3 separate regions of the Homo sapiens genome follow, and all the other regions are linked to region 3. A link is a contact called in ENCODE Hi-C or POLR2A ChIA-PET data. All regions are on one chromosome and are shown on one strand. The core of a region is the stretch at or near the end of the contact, and the rest is flanking DNA. Distances in the headings are between cores, read along the strand shown. Region 1 holds the start of LINC02166 (long intergenic non-protein coding RNA 2166). Region 2 holds the start of FANCA (FA complementation group A). Region 3 holds the start of CBFA2T3 (CBFA2/RUNX1 partner transcriptional co-repressor 3).

Evidence for each region. Hi-C counts contacts between places; a loop is a spot of excess contacts on that map. ChIA-PET counts read pairs that join two places held with the same protein, here RNA polymerase II (POLR2A). Pooled maps may share reads with other maps.
Region 1: a pooled map shows a loop between it and region 3 (2.4-fold over the local background). The contact joins the promoter of LINC02166 here to the promoter of CBFA2T3 in region 3. A Hi-C loop is called at or near these places in 1 of 50 pooled maps. POLR2A ChIA-PET finds 5 or more read pairs at or near these places in 2 of 52 experiments (PC-9 and activated B cell).
Region 2: a pooled map shows a loop between it and region 3 (6-fold over the local background). The contact joins the promoter of FANCA here to the promoter of CBFA2T3 in region 3. A Hi-C loop is called at or near these places in 1 of 37 single-sample maps with no recorded cell type and 2 of 50 pooled maps. POLR2A ChIA-PET finds 5 or more read pairs at or near these places in 1 of 52 experiments (OCI-LY7).

Annotation. Positions count from the first base shown.
Region 1 is chr16:89,684,140-89,688,161 of GRCh38, reverse strand. It overlaps LINC02166 (long intergenic non-protein coding RNA 2166), which reads left to right and starts at 1,250. Exons shown (of 3, transcript NR_184152.1): 1 at 1,250-1,715; 2 at 2,487-3,352. It overlaps CDK10 (cyclin dependent kinase 10), which reads right to left and starts at 1,473. Exons shown (of 13, transcript NM_052988.5): 1 at 1,365-1,473. The coding sequence starts at 1,451. RefSeq lists a silencer at 1,039-1,288.
Region 2 is chr16:89,814,848-89,818,606 of GRCh38, reverse strand. FANCA (FA complementation group A) reads left to right here and starts at 1,960. Exons shown (of 43, transcript NM_000135.4): 1 at 1,960-2,070; 2 at 2,621-2,730. The coding sequence starts at 1,992. RefSeq lists enhancers at 1,297-1,346, 1,732-2,026 and silencers at 1,887-2,176, 2,407-2,456.
Region 3 is chr16:88,974,597-88,978,625 of GRCh38, reverse strand. CBFA2T3 (CBFA2/RUNX1 partner transcriptional co-repressor 3) reads left to right here and starts at 1,419. Exons shown (of 12, transcript NM_005187.6): 1 at 1,419-1,969. The coding sequence starts at 1,819. RefSeq lists enhancers at 998-1,047, 2,888-3,097, 2,750-3,294.

The DNA of each region.
Region 1 (4,022 bases), core at 1-2,500, 710 kb before region 3:
TGCAGTGAGCCGAGACTGCGCCACTGCACTCCAGCCTGGGTGACAGAATGAGACTCCGTCTCAAAAAAAAAAAAAAAAAAAAAAGCACACGTAGCAAGGTTTGAAACCTCACAGCCCCCATTTCCCGGCTTCCCTTCTCTTAACCCTCAGTATCAAACCTGGGCTCAAGCAATCCTCCCACCTCAGCCTCCCAGATTGCTGAGATTACAGGTGTGAGCCACTGGCCGCATTTGTCCTCAGTCTGATTCCTTCCTGACACCTGGGGACCGAGTCAGAAGCATCTGGCCTGTCACTCACTGATGGCCTAGTCTCAAACTCCCTTTCCCGCCTTAATTCCCCTTCTCACATCCTCTGCTTGTGCTCTTCTCGACACGCTTATTTCTGGGTGTCCAAATCCTTGTCACACTTCCTGAACTCAAAGAAATGCCAGGCCAGGCTGGGGGCGGTGGCTCACGCCTGTAATTCCAGCACTTGGGAGGCCGAGGCAGGAAGATCACTTGAGCCCAGGAGGCTGACGATGCACTGAGCCGTGATCACGCCACTGCATTCCAGCCTGGGCGAGAGCGCTAGACCCTGTCTCAAAAAAACAACAAAAAAGAAAAGGCCAACTCACTACTTCACCCCAGAGTCCAGCACACGGCTCTCAACGCGGTGAGCGCCTGCTGCACGTCTGGATGAGTAAAGTGTGGCTCCTGTTGTCATCCAGCCACGATCTGTTAATGATTCTTACTGAACACGTGGCTTGGCCTCTCAGAGCACCAGCCAGCAGTTAAAAACACAAACCAGCGGCCAAAGTTCAGGGCTCTCCACCCCCACCAGCCGTGCACCTGGGCAACACCGCCCAACGCCCAGAGGCTCTCTCCTGGTCTCTGCAGAGGGAGGCACCGGCACCTCCGCAAGGGACGCGCCCAGGGTTCGCGTGAAGCCGCCAGGCAGCGCTGGACCCCGCTCCATGCAGCCCAAGCCCAGCGGGAGCCTTCAAGCTCGAACTCGTCGCGGGTGTAAATTCTCCCCACAAACAAGTGGCTCGCGGCTCAGCCTGCAAAGCCCAGCTCGGGCGCTGAACCCAGCAGCGCCCGAGCTGGATCCCGGAGCTTGCTCTTCCCAAGTCCCGGGCCCGTCTCTCCGCGGGCGCGAGGCATCCCTGAGCCCGCCCCGGCCCCTCAGATCTCCAGGGACCGGCTGTCGGGGGTCCTGAGCCCGCCCCGCCCCGGCTTCCGCCCCCGCCGCGGGGAACTCTGGGACTGTCGTTCCCGCCCGTGCCGGAAGCCTCGGCGCGGCAGCGCGACACGAGGCTCCCCAGACCCAGCCGGGCAGTGCCGCTAGCGAGGCGGGCAGAGCTGCCCGGGTGGCACCCCGCGCACCCTGTGTTCCGGAGGCACCGTGAAGAAGCCCTCCTTACGAATACACTTCAGACGGATCTGCTCGCACTCCAGATCTGGCTCCGCCATGCCGAGCGCTGGCCCCGCCTCTCTTGCGCGCAGGCGCAGACGCGGACGGCCCCGCGGCGCAGGCGCGAAAGCTCCTTCCCGGGCTTCCTCTCCTTAGCAACGGTTACCAAGAGACGCTCCCGCGGGTCCGCCCTAGGCGCTGGGCTCCAGGGATCGGCTCCGACTGCTGCAGTTCGGGCCTTATTTTAGGGTGAAGCCCGGGCAGCCGACCCGGCTGCGCCGTAGTGGGAGGCCACGGCGATTACCCAGGTGAAGGTCTTCCAGGTGAGACGGGTTCCCCCAGGTAAGAAGGTCCTCCAGGTGGGAGTCCTTCATGTGGGGAGGTCCTCCAGGTGGGGGGGGAGGGTCCTCTCGGTGGGGGGTCCTCCAGGTAAGAGGATCCTCTAGGTGGGGGGGGGGGGTTCCCCAGGTGAAGGGCCCTCCAGGTAAGAGGATCCTCTAGGTGGGGGGGGGGTTCCCCAGGTGAGGGGACCTCCAGGTAAGAGGATCCTCTAGGTGGGGGAGTCCCCCAGGTGAAGGGCCCTCCAGGTAAGAGGGTCCTCCAGGTGAGAGGGTCCTCCAGCGGAGGGGGTCCCCCAGGTAAGAGGGTCCTCCAGTTGGGAGTCCTTCAGGTGGGGTGGTCCTCCAGGTGAGAGAGTCTTCCAGGTGAGAGGGTCCTCCAGGTGAGAGGTGAAGGTGAAGGTCCTCCAGGTGAGGGTCAGGTCACTTGGTCCAGGGATGTGGCTTCAGCAAGCATTTGGGTGCCTCCTCTGTGTTCAGGACATGGGGACTCCAGGAGACTGAAGGAAGCAAGTGGCAATGTCCATGCTGTCAAGTTCTGTCACAGAAATAAGCAGGAGTGAGTGAAAGACAGGAGAGAAGCTCTGTGAGGGGTGGCATTCAAGCTTAGCTTCTGGGCAGGAAGAGGCAGCTATGTCAGCATTCCCTAACAAGGTTTGGCAAAGTAGATACCTCCCCTCACTCATGGAAGACCTGACTTCCCAGGCTGGTAGAAGCTTCTCTCACAGGCACCTGCCTCTCCAATCTCTTTCACAGCCCAGCCCTGGAAGGTGGAAAAAGAAAAGTTGACATGGAATGTTTAGGAAGCACCATTGGTCCAGGTCCAGGATCGGGGCAGCCAGCATGTCCTCTAATCTGGCTTCACTGTTGAAATCCAGTCGAGCAAGCAGGGCCCAAACCACTGCGAGACCAGCTCGGTCGGGCCCAAACCACCGCCCACTGCGAGACCAGCTCGGTCGGGCCCAAACCACCGCCCACTGCGGGACCAGCTCGGTCGGGCCCAAACCACCGCCCACTGCGGGACCAGCTCGGTCGGGCCCAAACCACTGCCCACTGCGGGACCAGCTCGGTCGTGGAGACCCTAACCCAGCGGCGCTAGAGGAATTAAAGAAACACACACAGAAATATAGGGTGTGGAGTGGGAAATCAGGGGTCTCACAGCCTTCGAAGCTGAAAGCCTCGAACAGAGATTTACCCACATATTTATTGACAGCAAGCCAGTGATAAGCATTGTTTCTATAGATTATAGATTAAAAGCACTTCTTACGGGAAATAAAGGGATGGGTCTGGCTAGTTATCTGCAGCAGGAGCACGTCCTTAAGGCACAGATCGCTCATGCTATTGTTTGTGGTTCAGGAACTCCTTTAAGCGGTTTTCCGCCCTGGGTGGGCCAGGTGTTCCTTGCCCTCATTCCAGTGTGGGAGTCATGGCCATCATGAGCATGTCACAGTGCAGCAGAGATTTTGTTTATGGCCAGTTTTGCGGCCAGTTGATGGCCAGATTTGGGGGCCTCTTCCCAACAGCCCACAGCCAGACCTAGACTCCATTCAGATTGGTTTTGATCAGCATGTAGAAAATGGGGGAGTTGAGTGTGGTATACAAAATGGGGGTGTTGGCCAGGCGTGGTGGCTCATGCCTGTAATCCCAGCACTTTGGGAGTCTGAGGCGGGTCGATCACGAGGTCAGGAGATAGAGACCATCCTGGCTAACACAGTGAAACCCCATCTCCACTAAAAAATACAAAAAATTAGGCAGGCATGGTGGCGGGTGCCTGTAGTTGCAGCTACTCGGGAGGCTGAGGCAGGAGAATGGTGTGAACCCACGGGGCGGAGCTTGCAGTGAGCCAAGATCACACCACTACACTCCAGCCTGGGTGACAGAGTGAGACTCTGTCTCAAAAAAAAAAACAAAAAAAAAAGAAAATGCAGGTGTTGTGACCAGGCACAGTGGCTCATGCCTATAATCCCAACACTTTGGGAGGCCGAGGTAGGCAGATCACTTGAGGTCAGGAGTTCGAGACCAGCCTGGCCAACATGGTGAAACCCCGTCTCTACTAAAACTAACAAAATTAGCTGGGTGTGGTGGTGGTTGCCTGTAGTCCCAGGTACTCGGGAGGCTGAGGCAGGAGAATCGCTTGAACCCGGAAGGCGGAGGTTGCAGTGAGCCAAAATCGTGCCACTGCACTCCAGCCTGGGTAACAGAGTGAGACTTTGTGAAAGGAAGGAAGGAAGGGAGGGAGGGAGGAAAATAGAGGGAAGAAGAAAGAAAGAAAACAAAGAGCACGTGGAGAGA
Region 2 (3,759 bases), core at 711-3,210, 840 kb before region 3:
CAAAAAAAAAATTTTGTATTTTTTGTAGAGACGAGGTCTTGCCATATTGCCCAGGCTGGAATTCTTACCTTTGTTACTGTATTTAACGTATCTTTTTCCTCCGGCCATCTTCATGGTTTTCTCTCTGATTTCCACAGTTTGAATACACTGCATGTGTCAGGCAGGGGCTCATATTTATCAAGTTTTGTGTGTGCTCTGAGCTCAGGTCTTTCATTATTTTGGGAAAATTATTGGTAATTTTCTCTTCAAACATTTTTTATGATTTGTTCTTTCTTCTTCTTTTGGGAGTCCTATTACATGCATATGATATCATTTGATATTTTCCCACAGTTCTTGGATGCTTTTTTTAAAAAAAAACTTTTTTTCTTCTTTATTTTCCAACGTGGGTAATTCCTATTTTTCTCAGCTGTGTTGATCCTACTGCTGCCCCATCAGAAAAATTACCTGTTATCAGCGTTCTTCCTTTCTTATAATTTGATGAGTTTCCTCCTCATGCATATTGTTCACCTTTCGTACAAGAGACCTCCACATATTAATCACAGTTAATTTAAATTTCCAGCCTGTTTCAATTTCTCGATCACCTCTGAGTCTAGTCCTGTTAATTGCTTAGTGTTATTTTTTGTTTTTGAAACAGGGTCTTGCTCTGTTGCCCAGGCTGGAGTGCAGCGGCGCGATCTCAGGCTGTTCCCTGAGTTCACACCATCCCCCTCAACCAGCAGATTGCAAAGTGTCCGAGTCGGGCCGTGCAGGAGTCTTTGTGGGGGTTTCATGGACTCCGAATTCTCATTTCTGCTCCATCCCCATCTCATGAATCCAAGGCCCCACTCTGTGCCTCGGCTCTTCGTTTGTGGTGCTGAACGTCATCTACGTCATCTACGCCATCTACGTAATCAACACAATAAAGACGCCTGCCGGGAACGCGGCCCTTCGGCTGAATCCCTTCGGTGGTTCCAAGGCCACTGCCAGAGGATGCGGACGGGTCTCCAGGGCCTCTACTTACCCAGGACTTTGAGGCACATTAGCTTCGCCTAGGCACTCGCTTTTACGAATTCTTATGTTTGGTTTTGTTTTGAGACAGAGTCTCGCTCTGCCGCCCAGGCTGGTTAAAAGATAGGGTCTCAGCCGGGTGCGGTGGCTCACGCCTGTAATCCCAGCACTTTGGGAGGCCGAGGCGGGCGGATCACCTGAGGTCCGGAGTTCGAGACTAGCCTGGGCCAACATGGCGAAACGCTGTCTCTACTAAAAATAACAAAAATCATCCAGGCGTGGTGGCGCGCACCTGCAATCCCAGCTACTCGGGAGGCTGAGGCAGGAGAATCACCTGAACCCAGGAGGCAGACGTTGCAGTGAGCCGAGATCGCGCCACTGCACTCCAGCCTGGGCGACAGAGGGAGACTCCGTCTCAAAAAAAGGAAAAAAAAAAAAAAGAAAAGAAACAAAAGTGATGGGGTCTCGCTCTGTTGCCCAGGCTAGTCTGGAATTCCTGGGCTCAAGCGACCCTCCAGCCTCGGCCTCCCAAAGCGCTGGGAATACAGGCGCGGCTACCGCGCGGTCTCCGGCTGCCGAAACACCGCCCTGCGCGCGGACCGTTCGGCCGCCGGGAGGAACAGCGGCTGCCCGGAGCTCAGAGGCGCGCGCGGCTTTGCGCTCCCCGCGGCGCTCTGAGCCTGCCTCGGCTTGGTTGGCCAGGTGGTCTCTTCAGGACCAACCCCAGTCATTCCCGGCAGGAACCACGCTTGAGGGGCGGCAGTCTGCCCGCGCGAGACGCCCCCGCGGACTACACCGCGGCGGCAAAGCCAAACGCAAAAACTACCTCACCGCGCGCAGGCGCCTCCCCCAGGACCAACATGGCCACGACGCAAGGCCTCGACCTGAGGGGCGTGGCCTGGCCGCCGCCAGCCAACGGGTGTGCGCGCCTGGCCGCAGCCAATAGGAAGGCAGCGCGGGCTCGGGCGCAGGGAGCCGCCGCCGGGGCTGTAGGCGCCAAGGCCATGTCCGACTCGTGGGTCCCGAACTCCGCCTCGGGCCAGGACCCAGGGGGCCGCCGGAGGGCCTGGGCCGAGCTGCTGGGTAGGTGGGCGCGGCAGGCCGCGGGAGTGGGCGGCGTCCGGCCCGGGACGGTTTCGCCGGTTCCCCGATCCCTTCCCGCCAGAGCCTCCGCCGGTCGGATCCCCGGACGCCGCGCCCGGGGGGCTGTGCGGGGTGGGCGCCCGGCTGGGGCGGCGCGGCTGCCTCGGACCCGGCCCCTCCTGCGCCTGGGCGGACGCCCCCAGCCGCCGCCCGCGGGGCGCTCCCTTCTTTCCCGAACGCCGCCCCCGCCGGCCGCCCTGTCAGGCGGGCCTGGGGTGCGCGGCCTGGGGCTCCCCTCAGCGCAGAGGCCGCCCCTCGCCAGCCGTCCCCGGGCTCCCCTGCCTCGGGCCCTCCTGGGCCGTCTTCCCCGGCGTCCGCGGTGGGGCCGTCTCCGTTAGTTTCCCGAGACCTGCGCCCTGGGGAGGAGCCCCGGCCCCTCTTCGGGAGGGTGTCGCTGGTGGGTTTCTCCGCGGCGTCCACCTGCGCGTCGGGCCGGGGACCCCGTGTGTGAATTGTGCTGTGATGGTTTCGAACCGACTTCTCTCCGTAGCGGGAAGGGTCAAGAGGGAAAAATATAATCCTGAAAGGGCACAGAAATTAAAGGAATCAGCTGTGCGCCTCCTGCGAAGCCATCAGGACCTGAATGCCCTTTTGCTTGAGGTAAGAGGAAGCTGGTGTCCGTCTGCGGGCAGATTTAGGTTCGGGGTTTTTGAGTCCAGCCACCGCACAGCTTTCCTAAGAAAACACCCGAGGCGGCGGGCGCGGTGGCCTGGCCCGCAGAGGGGAGGGTCGCCTGAGCCCGGGAGTTCTGGACCAACCTGGGCAACGGGGTGAGACCCCGCCTCTTTTATTAAAAACAAAACAACAACAACAAAAAAACAGGCCGGGCGCCGTGGCTCAGGGCTGTAATCCCAGCTTTTGGGGAGGCCAAGGCGGGTGGATCACTCAGGGTCAGGAGTTCGAGACCAGCCTGGCCAACATAGTGAAACCCGGTCTCTACTGAAAATACAAAAATTAGCTGGGTGTGGTGGCGCACGCCTTTAATCCCAGCTACTCGGGAGCCTGAGGCAGGAGAATTGCTTGAACCTGGACCCGGGAGGCAGAAATTGCAGTGAGCCGAGATCACGCCCCTTGCAATCCAGTCTGGATTACAGAGTGAGACTGTCTCACAAAAAAAAAAAAAAAAAAAAAAAAAAAAAAAGCCGGGCGTGGTGGCTCACGCCTGTAATCCTAGCCCTTTGGGAGGCCGAAGTGGGTAGATCACTTGAGGTTAGGAGTTCGAGACCAGCCTGACCAACATGGTGAAACCCCGTCACTACTTAAAATACAAAAATTAGCCGGGTATGGTAGCAGGTGTCTGTAATCCCAGCTGCTCAGGAGGCTGAGGCAGGAGAATCGCTTGAACCTGGGAGGTGGAGGTCGCCGTGAGTGAGATCCCGCCATTGCACTCCAGCCTGGACGACAGTGAGACTCCCTCTCAAAAAAGAAAAAAAGGAAAATAGCCCAGTAGGGAAGCATTACTTACACACAGGTTGTGTTTATGCACAGATCTTGAATTTTTTTTATTTTTATTTTTTATTTTCATTTATTTTTTTTGAGACAAAGTCTCACACTGTAGCCTGGGCTGGTATGCAGTGGGGTGATCTCGGCTCACTGCAGCCTCCACCTCCCGGGTTTAAGTGATTCTCC
Region 3 (4,029 bases), core at 170-2,669:
CTCCACTCCCGGAAACGCTGTAGGAGCTGACGCCGTTAGGATCGTGCACCCTGCACAAATGAGGAAACCAGGAGGGTCAGGGCCCCCAGGACCCTCACTGTGAATCCCACCCTGAGCCAGAGCACAGGGAACAGCAGGGGACGTGGGGACCGAATGATGGCACCAGGGGATGGGCCCCGGGCTGGCAGGAATGTCCCCTCCAGCCTCAGTCCTGGGGGCAGAACGGCCGACCACCCAGGGCAGGGGAGGCCCCGGGTGGGCCTGGCGTCTGGGAAGTTCCCCAGCAGGAACAAACACATCCCCACTGTAAGCTGGACACACACGCTGGCATGCAGCTTGTTGTCACCAACTCGAGAAAGACACTCGACTATTGGGACAGGGAGACCCGGGACACCTGGAGACCCTGCGGGGAAGGAGTCGGCTTTTACTCCTGCACGGCTTGAATTATTAACTGCGTGCAAACGTGACCTAAAACTCAAATCAAATCAAATCAAAATAGCACAGATGCCCGTGAGCCGGCCCTGGGTCTGCGGGCTCCACACCTCTGGCCTGTCTGAGGCCGGGAAACCTCCAGCCATGGCATCAGAAAAGCCACCGAACCAGGGCTGCAGGGCCGAAGGGTCACTGTCCCCTCCCAGGAAGCTCCTGCCCTCTGACAGTTGTCAGGGAGCTTTAGAAAGTGGCTTTTTTTCCCAGCATCTGGGATGTGCCTCACTCTCTCAGCCCAACGGCCGCTAGAAAGGGGTCCTAGGACTCTCCCTAGGGTCTAAGTAGTCCCAAGAGTGCTCTGAGGTGGCTTCTGGAATTTCCCAGACTGGAGAAGCCACCTACCCCCGACCCCCGCAAACTCCAGGCTGCTCACCGGAGGCGGCCGCTGGGGCGTGGGGTGAGGGTCTTTCTGAGGCACCCCCGGAGAGTGGGGGAGCCCTGCTGTCTCCACAGAGGGCCAGGAGCCCTGTGCACGAGGCCAAGCAGAGAGAGAGGGTTTCCTTCCCAGCAGGCGGGAGGTACTTTGAGGACAGGTCAGGTGCCCAAGAACCCCGGAGCAGGGGCTGAGGAGAGGCTGGTCAGAGGCCCCGCCTTGCTCAAGGGCACAGTCAGCAGACACAGGAACACGGGCAGGGTGGCCCCTGGAGCGGGGGCAAACTAAAAGGGGTGCTGGGGAAAGCTCGGCTGACTGAGGGCTAGCGGAGAGGGAGGACACCCCCAGATACCCCAGGCTGAAGGAAGGGCCAAGCCCTGGGGGGAAGATGGGTGGGCGGGACAGGCCAAGGGCTCTGGGCCAGGATGGAGCTGCCCTCAGGCCTGCACACCTGCCCTGGGGCCGAGGAAACACATGCCCAGTGGCCACGCTGTAGGGCTCAGGGTGGGTGGGACGTCACCAGAGCTGCCTGGGAGGAGGAAGTTGTTGGAAGGTCAAACCGGAATGGCCCGAGGGAAGGCCGCGCAGGGCAGGGCCCCAGATGGTTCCTGTCAGGGAAGTGGCGGGCGCAGCTGCAGGCCTCCGGCCCCGGCATTATCACGGGGACACAGCTGGCTGCCTCACCCGCAGGCTGCAGGGAGACCTTCCCCAGCCTGCAGCCCCAGGCCCGCCCCGCGTCACATGAGCCCCAGGGCTCCCACCCCCTCCCCAGGGCAGAGGACACCCAGTTGGTGGCCGGGAGGGCCTCGGCTTTCCAGGGACAGAGGCCCAACTCCAGGACGCCCCAGCTGGCCCAGCCCCTCCTCTTTCCCTCAAGGCTGCAGGAGGTCGGGAAAGGCAGTCCTGGTAGAGGCCTGTCCTGGGCTCCAGGTTGGCCCCTGAGGGTGGCCCTCCTCATGCCGGCTTCAAGACTGAGGGACAGGGCAGCCAGTTCAGCCTCGGGATCCACCTGTGGCTCCATGTCCCAGACGCACCCTGTGCTGGAGAGCGGCCTCCTGGCATCTGCCGGCTGCTCCGCACCCCGGGGTCCCAGGAAGGGCGGCCCAGGTAAGAGGCTCGAGGGGAAGGTGGTGGGGTGGGGGCAGAGAGCGGCAGCCGGTGCCGGGGCTGTGACTCCTTAGAGCTTCGCGGGGCCTGCCCAGCTTAGTTGACAGTGCCGGCACGGATGGCCGTGTTGACTCACCTCAGATATCAACAGGGCCACCCCACAGGCAGGTCCTGCACAGCTGGGGCAGGTGGGCTGGTGAGGGTTTGGCAGGTGCCAGCCAGGTGCCCCAGCCCCACCCAGAGGCAGATGCTGGAGGCCGGGCTGCTCAGCCCCGTCTAGGAGGGTGGGCTGTGTTCTCCTGGGGGTGGGAGGGCCGCAGCCGGGAAGTGATGGGGGGGTCCTAGAAAGAGAGCCCTCCTCCTCCTGGGATGCCCTCCGGGTGTGACACCTCACAGCAGGTTGGATGAGGAAACTGAGGCCAGAGGGGAGGGCACTGGCCCAAGACCCCGGTGAGGAGGAAATGGACCCAACCCTGGGCCCCTGTCCGAGGAACGATTCCAGCCAGGGCAGTGGGGGTTTACGGGGAACCTGGGCCTGCCCTTCTGGGGGCTTCGGGCTCTGGGGAGGGGTCCAGTCCAGCAGGACGCCAGCTATTGCTGATACCCCCCACCCGAGCCTGCGAAGTCCCAGGACAAGGATCCCCGGACGCTGGGGGCTGCAGCTGCAGGCTGGTGGCCCCGATTCCCAGTGGCCCTCGTGGCCACACTCCCAGCAGCCGTCGGAACCTTCAGGAGCTCACAGTCTCCCGTCTCGCGGGGCTCTCACTGAGGCCGTCAGGTCCAAGGTCTGACTGCACCCCTGACACTCACACACAGAACCCGGGACCGAGGGGTGTCCCCATCTCTGGAGACCACATTCCCTGAGCAGGTCCTGGCGGCGGCTGCCTGAGGCTGTTCCCACCTGCAGCTGCCCGTGGGGCCCCAGGGCCATCCCCCACAAGGGCCCCAGATGTGAGCAGGAACTTCCCAACCCCGGGTGCCCGGAATGCAAAGGCCGGACCTCACCACAGCCAGTGCTACTGTTCGTTTCTCCCGAATGGGTGACTCAGAGCCACCTTCAAGGCAGCACCAGCCCACTGGCCCTGGCATCTGCCATCCCGTCCTCTCTGGAGCGGCCCTGTCTATCCCCTGGCGCTGAGTGGCCTTGGGCCGGGTGCTTCCTCCCTGGGCCTCAGTTTCCTCATGGTTCAGACCCTTCCGACCTGCTCCCCGCGTGAGAGCAGGTTCTCACCGGCGCGGAGAGAGACGGGCTCTGAGGCGCATGGAGAGCCGCCGCTTTGTTAGGATGGGGGCGTCTACTGTGGAAGGACGGGGGTGTCTACCGTGGAAGGAGGTTAGGGCCAAGAGGTGGCCCCGTGCCTGAGTCATGCGAGGGGCTGCTGGCTAGAGGCATGAAACAGAGGGTCAGGGCGGGCCTCTGACATGGCTGCAGGTGAGGAGCAGAGGGTCAGGGTGGACCTCTGACATGGCTAAAGATGTGGAGCAGAGAGGGTCAGGGTGGACCTCTGACATGGCTGCAGGTCAGGAGCAGAGGGCCAGGGTGGCCTCTAACACAGAGTACCCAGCCACTGTGCCCACCCCCAGGGAGCCCCTGCTTAGGGGCTGCAATGTGAGGAGGGAGCAGGGTCTCACTTGGGTGCGGGGTCCTGCCCCTGGCTTCTAGGGGCTTCTGTCCGTGCAACCACCCGGCCCTATTCCAGGGTACCCATGGGACAGCCTTAGCCACATCAGGCAGCAGAGTTACATGTGAATACCAGCACTTGGGGCTTCTCATCCTGTACCCCAGGGGCCTCCCAAGGCCCCCAGGGGACAGATGTGGGAGCCTTGTGATGCCAGAAAGCCTCGGCATCAAGCCTCGCCTGGCTGGAGGAGCGGGGGCCATGGGGGGCATGGGAACTGCGGGGGGTCCTGGACAGACCTGAGGGCACCTCAGCCCCACTGTGTGGCTGTCAGGCACACAGGCCTCCCAAGAGTTCCTAAAACCTTTGAGGCCTGAAAACAGGCCGATTGGCTTTAAACTCTGGGGAGAACAGTAATATTTCTAAAAGCTGAAGTAGAAG